Regions from separate parts of the Mus musculus genome. Here regions 2 and 3 are each linked to region 1. The links are chromatin loops, found by intact Hi-C in ENCODE. Cell type or tissue: heart. All regions are shown on one strand.

Region 1 (2,500 bases):
AGGAAAAGCTTTAGTGAAGGATGAAGCAGGTGCTACAGGCAACGGTGTTTACAGAGACACTAAATTACAACTGTCCAGGGTGTAAATTCTTTTCCTGGCTTTGGAGTGTCCTAAACTTTTAGCTATGAACACAAACCTCTCCGGGTTTATTCCACACTGCTCCGAAACGTCTCAACAGATTGCCTCAAAAGGAAATAATGAAATGGCTCTGGCGTAAGTTAATCTTCTTTGTCAAATTCACAGTGTTAAGCATACTCTGAAGCCAGCCACATAAACAAAACCAAACTCCACAAAATTAGGCTGAGCTGAAGTTACATAAGACAGACTAAACTGTGGCTTCCCCCCACCCACCTCCCCACCCCTCCTCTTCCCAGCGAACTCTGACATCTGTCTCTTAAGTGCATGCAATTCCCATGCAGGTGCGGAAGGCGCTCATCTGCTGAGCTTCCAAATAAGCAGTGATCTTTCCAGTACTACCTTCCCCCCCCCACACACACACACAGAAAGGCTTGCAACAAACTGAAGGCTAGGAAACTTTAGATGAGTCTTTAAAAAAAAATTAAGTCGGCACTTACTTCAAGGTAGTAATCAAAACACGTTTCTCAAAGTTCCCAGAGCCTCTGCTTAGGGGTGAGGAGGGGGGCTTCCTCGCGTGCCTCTAAGCCCACCCATCAACACCCGCGTGGGTCTGAATACAGATCTTTCAACAGAGGACAAAAGCGCGGGTTCCCTGGAGCGGCACATCCAAAGGGAAACCAATCCTTTCCCTGCAGCACTACCCAAGTTGCTCCAGCTCCAAGAGTTTCCTGCACTTTCCACCTCCCCCCACCCACACCCTTTTCATTGCCCACTTTACCCTGCTTTAATCCTGCGAAGCCTCCCTCCTGGTTTATTAAGGGTAAACAATAGAAAATGTCACACGGAAACTCAGGAAGTAGATGAAGTCTCTAATTGCTGCCGTTTTAACGATTGTAGATAATTACTATCTTCAAAATGTGATTTTCACCAGCGGAGTGGGAGCCGAGGAGGGCAGGGTGGCGAGCTCCCCGCCGCTGGCAGGGCATCGGCAAGGCCGGGGCCCGAGGGGTGCAGGAGCCCGAGGGGTAAGGAGATCAAGGGGTGCGGAGACTCGAGAATGGAAACCCGGGAGATCCGGGAACCGTTGTTGAGAGGACCCGGGAAAACCAGGACCCGGTCCAGGCCCTCGGCCGAGCTCACTCCCGGCGCAAAAAGCGGAGGCCAACCAGCGGCCCGGGTCACAGACTGGAACAATGCGTAACCCCCGCGGACTGGGCTCTGGGCTCGGAGACAGGGCTCCGCGTTCGCGGTCGTCGGGAAAGAGAAGTCCCCAGTAGCCACTGGCTCCGGGCTTCACCGAGCGACCCCGCGTGGTGCAGGAGCGCCCTCCGGGCCGCGGCAACGAGCACCCCGGGGACCCGGGCCCTCAGGAGCGCATCCCTCTCCCTCCGCGACGCCCCGCCGCCCGCGTCCCCAACTCACCCCAGGACCACCAGCTCCCCGTATTTCACCGGCTCCTTGTTGGGGGCGCTGGGTTCCTCCTGGCCCGGGGAAAACATGGAGCCGCGCTCGGCCGCCGCCGCTGCCGCCTCCGCCGCGATCCCCGCCGAGTCCGCGCCGCCACTACACTCCCATCCCGAAAACGGGGTGAGCGCGCCGGGGAACGGCACGGCGGCGAACGGGGCGCTGGGCGGCCAGTCCCGCGGCTGCTCCGTCGTGGCTGTGCGCGTCGCCCGCCGGCTTCCCCGGAGCTATCCGTACGTTGGCCGCTACGAGCGGGACCCGGCACGGAAAGCGAGCGGCGACCAGAGCCCCGCGGGAGGAGGAGCGCGCGCCGCCGGGGGGCTGAGCGGGCTGGGCAGGTGGGACGGCCGCGCCGCCGCCCGCGTCTCCGCGCTCCCGCGGCCCCCGCCCGCCCGCCCGCCAGCCCCCGCGGCCCGCGAGCGCCCCGTGTTATGTAAACATAGAGTAAAGGGGAAGGCAAGCCCTTAAAGGGGCAGCTCTGTTTTTCTCCTCTCTTCCTCCGAAAAGTTGGAGCGTGGGGGTCTTCGTCCTCAGCCCGGGGATCCGGACCCCGCTTGCGTGAAAGCCAAGCATACTGCCCACCCCCCACCTCCGAGCTCACCATGCTGAGCGCACTGATCTGGGGGTGTCTGCTTTCAAAGCCAAGCCCTTGAGAGGGGGGCTTAAAAAGAGAAAGAATCTGCCCATGGGGGGGGCGCTAATTGAAGGGCTCCCCACCATTTCATGTATCAAGAGAAAGGAGAAAGAACGTGGGGGGGGGGTGAGAAAAGAGAGAGAGAGATGGAGGGAGGAGAGGGAAAGGGGAAAAAGAAAAGTTAAAAGTTACTTTTAATCCCTTATTCACATCTCTGTCCCTTCTTTCAACCCCCTGGGGAATTTAAAAGGAAATTACCTAGGTGGATTTTTTTTTTTTAAATGAAGACAAATGTTCCTTTATTTCCATGGATTAATCAAGGCA
Region 2 (2,500 bases), 80 kb before region 1:
ACTTCATCCCCCAACCCCCACTCTTCTGTCACAAACAGCTAGCACTGAGTTCAGTCCCCTCTAGGACATGCAAGTTTCTTCCTGCCAGTGGAACAGGGCAGAGAAAAGCCACCTCTTAGCACTTACTCTGCTCAGGGGACAGTCTGAGGGGAGGAGGAACTGAAGGTAAGGCTGGTCTACCAAGCCGACCACCGCGCATGCGAGGCTACTACCTACAATAGCCCCTCACCACGGCAACCCAACATCCCAATGAATTCACAGGAAAACCAGCATCGTTTCTTCTCCCACACCTACCTCTAAGGCCTGTCAAGAGCCACAGAGGTCTCAAGACCTCCTAGCCTCCTCTGCATCCCTCAGCCCTAGCCTCCGTGCCTCAGAGCCACAGACCTCTCAACAAGGAGAATCCAAGACCAATTTCCCAGCCTTGAATTAAGCTGAAAATTATTTCCCAGTGGGCCCCAATTGACATCTATGAGCTTTACTGAATTATGTCTCAGGGACACTAGGAAAAGCCTTGCAAATGGTTTTGAAAATTAACACTACATTAGGTCATGTTTGTCATCCAGCAAACTGATACATTCCTCGGGAGAAAACCAGCCGAGCCAACCTGAGTTTCTGTTATCAGCACTGCTCGCTCTCAGCCCTCTCTTGCTCTCCCAATCTCTCTCTGTCGCTGACCTATGAACCTTAACCCCAACACATCTGTGTCCCTGAATCCTAAAACCACCACCACTGCAACCAACAGTCCACACAGCCATCAGCCCCTGCCTCTTGTCCAAGTGTTTTCTGCAAACAGTGGTTTTCCCCCTTCACTCCTCCCGTCCCCCGTGGAAAGTGACGTAAACTGGCTGGTGGGCATGTCTTCGCTTCTAAACACTTACACAGCGCTGCCTGGTAAATGTTCTCCTCACTGGGTTTTGAACAGGCCAGCCTCTTTCTGGATCTCCTTCGGCATCTACTGTGCAAACTGTATATAGATGCAAAACAGAACTACAAGAATTTCTGGGATCGGAACTGTGATCTCATCCACACACAGTGGAAAAGGCAAGCTATTTTTTGTCGGAAACTTTTCTGTCTCCTGGGTGGGAAAGATGAAGCAATTATTGTCAACCTAAAGCTCTGGGCTGAGGCTTCTGCTACTCACTTGAGACCAAAAAGTGACAAAGACATCAGGCTAGCCCAAAAAAGTGCCTCCTGACCTGGCTGCTACCTGACTCTCATGAAGGTCTACTGCCTCAGCTGGCCACTGGCCTCAAATGGACTCTCCCTTAGCTAAGACTGAGGACCTCCCTTCCGCAGCAGGCTGTGGGTGTGCCCAGCCTCTGGACATGTGCCTGGCCTGTCCCTTCATATCCAGTCTCTAGGAGGTAAGTCAGCTACTGAAAGAAGACTGAAGAGTTCTGAGCCCAAATGATCTCCACAGCTGGTTCATCCTGCTGTACTCATGTGGCAGGAGTATAGCTTCCTGCAAGACTGTGACCTCGGGTCACAAGCGCCTCCCTTAGAAGGACACACAGTTCAGTGCTAGGGAGTTCTAGGTATGCTCAACAACAACAATAACAACAACAACACAACCCTGCCCATCACCTCACCTACCTTAGATGTCTTCTACAATCTGGAGCTCAGCCGGGAAGGACAAAGGCAGAAGGGAAGATGCCTGTGGCAGATGGCATCTGTGTCAGGGCTCCTAAGACTTGGTGATTTACTCCAAGTCTGGCCTGGCAGGAGAGTTCAGACAGAAATGGTGACACTTTCAAAATGATAAAAGTGATGCACAGACCAGCTGTGAAAAGCAAGCAACACAGAGCGGGATGAAAATCAGTCCCTGGCCCTGGTCTGCAGGCGCTGGCCCCGGACTGCAGATACTGACCCTGCACCGCAGACACTGGCCCTGCACTGCAGATGCTGGCCCCCGGACGGCAGACGCTGGCTCTGGACTGGAGACGCTGACTCCAAACTGCAGACACTGACCCAGCACTACAGATGCTGGCCCTAGAATGCAGATGCTGGCCCCAGACTGCAAACTCTGGGCTTGGAGGACAGACACTGGCTTCAGACTGCAGACACTGGCCCTGCACTGCAGATGCTGGCTCTGTACTACAGACGCTGGACCCAGACTGCAGAGGCTGCCCCCAGATTGGCTTGGGACACATCTTACCATCCTGAGCAGCATCTCTGTCCCGTTTCTCCCACCTTGCTCTTTTTCTTTGATGATGTTTGCCCCCATCTAGTTCTACAATGCGCTGCACTCTGAACAGAGCCCACATAGGACTGCTCCGGGCACATACCAGGCTCTAGATCTTTTCTGCTAACAGATGAAGGCCAGCCTGCTCAACATCACACTTCTCCTAGGAGAAAGCCAATGTTTGCATTTGTAGGGATTTTAGTTTGGTTTGCAGAGATTTTTTTCCCCTTGTAAGAAAGAAAGCACTGTGGATATGAAGTTCACTGGTAGAGCTCTTGTCTAACATTTACAAGGCACCCTAGTTCTCCAAGGAGA
Region 3 (2,500 bases), 370 kb after region 1:
CTAGACCTGCCCAAGTCTCAGACTCCTCACACCCAGCACTGTAGGAAACCCATTCCTGGTGTGCGTGTCTGTCTACAGGATCGTGCTGACGGTGTTCTGATAGACTAGAAATGCCACAAGGCTATAGTTCTAAGCAGGCTGGGGTGGGAGAGGTCACTTGTACCTGGGGGAGCAGAGCAGTCCCCACAGTGAACTTATTCACAGAAAAACTTTGGGACTGGCCTCGGAAAACCCTTGAAGAGTAGAGAAAACAGACTGGCCAACCACAAGATCAAGAGGGGCAAGGGCCAGCAAACCAGCACTAGAAAATGGACAGCGGTTTACCTGCAGGGGGACGGAGTACCCTGAAGCTACGATCAGATCAATTCTGAGTCGGAGCTAACTAGCCGCTGACTGGTTAGGCCTGGAACGGGGCCTGGCATTCTACCAGGCAGGATGGAAATGAAGACAGATGTGGAATAATGGAAAGAGGGGGGGAATCACCATAGGAAGAAAAAGGGGGATGAAAATGACCTAGAAAATACTCAGAGTAGTACATTAAGTGTCCAAACAGGCCAGGCTTCAGAGACACCCCTCCTCCCCTCCCCATCCCCGTGAGTCACCACTTGGGAGTTGGCAACAAAGTTGCAGACTCAGATGGGAATGGAATGGGATGGAGAGAGCGAGGCACCCCAGGGAAAACAGAAATGGCCCAGTAGAGTCCCATGGAGAAAGAGGCAGGAAGTCAGAGAATAAAGAAAAAGGCTACTTATTGAGCAAAAGTGACAGATGAAGATGTGTGTGTGTGTGTGTGTGTGTGTGTGTGTGTGTGTGTGTGTGTGTGTGTGTGTGTGTGTGTGTGTATCCAAAGCTCAAACCTTGATGAAGAGGACAACCAGCCCTGAAAACAAGCCTCTGCTTTACCTATGTTAAATTCTCAAGCATCATTTCAAGAGAACTATAGCCTTTCAAGTTTGCTTATATGCACTGTCTGTTACCTCCCCCTAGTGACGGAACTCGTGAATGTGTGAGAGGAGTTGCAAGTGAAAGTTGCAAGTTAAAGGATGGATGGCAAAGGTGATGCTGATCATGATTGTGGTGGTGGTGGTGGTGGTGGAAAGACTTCCTTTTGTTTCTCTAGTGTGTGGGGTCCCTCCGTGTGCTTTTGCAGGTGACCGTGTGCATCTGGACAGCTCTGGGAACTGCATATACTCTCCCGGCCACTCATCTCATCTGGCACTGCTTTAGACTCAGGCTTCTTTAGCCTTTTGATATTAAAAGCCAACATTGTCATCTAGAAATTTACACCTGATAACTGTGTGATCAGGTTATAAGAAAAAAAATCAGAACAAACATGGGGCTGGAGAGACACTTCAATCATTAAGGGGACTTTCTGCTTTACAGAGGACCCCAGTTTGGTTCCCACCACCCACATCAAATGGCTGCTCCAATTCCAAGGGATCTGTGTCTTCTTCTGGTCTCCAAGGACTATGGTATGCACACATACACTCAGGCACTCACACACAATTGTTTTCAATTTTATATTGCAAGCAAAACTTTCCAATGTTTGTTTACATGTGTTCATTGTGTGTTGTGTGTACTGGCTACTTTTAGTGTGTGCATGTGCATGTGGGTGCATGTGGGAGCCAGAGGTGGACATCAGATGTTTGTCCCTTCTTAGTCTCCACCGTGTGTGTGTGTGTGTGTGTGTGTGTGTGTGTGTCTGTTGTTATTTTATATGCATGGGTGTTTTGCCTGTAATGTGTATCTGCACCTCGTGAGTGCCTGGTGTCCTTGAAAGCCAGAAAAGAACAGAGTTACAGATAGTTGTGAGCCACCAATGTGGGTGCTGGGAATTGAAGCCCTGTCCTCTGGAAGAGCAGCCAGTGCTCTGAACCAGAGCCAGCTCTCCAGTTCCTCCATCTTTATTTTTCAAAACAGGTCCTCTCGCGGAATCTGAACCTTATCACTGCACCTAGGCTGGAGAGTGGAGAATGGCTCCAAGTGCTTCTGTATTTCAATACTTGGTTCCAGTTGGTAGAACTATTTGCAAAGCAGTTTGGAAAGAAATGCTTGCTAGGAGGTGTGGCCTTGTTGAAGGTGAGCCACTGGGGGCAGCCTTTGAGAAAGGAGAGCTCTCTCCCCTTCCCCTCTTCCTCTCCCCTCCCCGCTCTCTTCCTTGTGCTTGTCAATTAAGATGTGAGCCCTCCTCTACTGCTCTAGTGCCCTGCCTGCCTGCCTGCTGCCATGTTTCTCCACCATGATGTTTATGAAGTTTCTTTGGCCATGATGTCTTATCACAACAAGAGAGAAGTAATTAAGACAGAAGTTGGTACCAGGGAGTGGGCTGTTGCCTTGAGAGGACCGATCATTCTGTTTTGGGGAGAAATGTGGAAGACTTAGGACAGAGAAAGCAGTAGAATGCTGTAAGCTAGTTTTATGGGCTATCCTAGTAGGAGCTTATATAATAGTGCTAAAAGCAATGTGGACTACAGAGACAAGCTCAGGACGTCTCAGAGGG

Evidence for each region. Peaks named below come from ENCODE experiments on the same cell type or tissue, not always from the same donor. Only the 100,000 strongest peaks of a DNase experiment are listed, where the experiment ranks them.
Region 2: a loop joins it to region 1, with 1.9 times the contacts of the local background. A loop is called at or near these places in 5 of 42 quality-filtered maps.
Region 3: it touches region 1 in a loop (4-fold over the local background); 11 of 42 quality-filtered maps call a loop at or near these places.

What each region holds. Positions count from the first base shown.
Region 1 is chr14:48,120,234-48,122,733 of GRCm38, reverse strand. Peli2 (pellino 2) reads right to left here and starts at 1,865. Exons shown (of 6, transcript NM_033602.2): 1 at 1,501-1,865. The coding sequence starts at 1,577. In heart, a CTCF peak has its summit at 1,391; DNase peaks (open chromatin) are centred at 753, 1,313 and 1,963; H3K4me3 peaks cover 2,500 bases; H3K27ac peaks cover 1,829 bases.
Region 2 is chr14:48,199,787-48,202,286 of GRCm38, reverse strand. The region is part of intron 2 of Peli2 (pellino 2); the gene reads right to left. It also overlaps the pseudogene Gm6498. Among named protein-coding and RNA genes, the nearest start is that of Gm52144, 4.8 kb to the left of the region's middle. In heart, a CTCF peak has its summit at 1,258; a DNase peak (open chromatin) is centred at 1,316; H3K27ac peaks cover 1,383 bases; H3K27me3 peaks cover 751 bases.
Region 3 is chr14:47,750,093-47,752,592 of GRCm38, reverse strand. No RefSeq gene overlaps it. Among named protein-coding and RNA genes, the nearest start is that of 4930538L07Rik, 6.2 kb to the left of the region's middle. In heart, a CTCF peak has its summit at 999 (motif pointing left); a DNase peak (open chromatin) is centred at 622.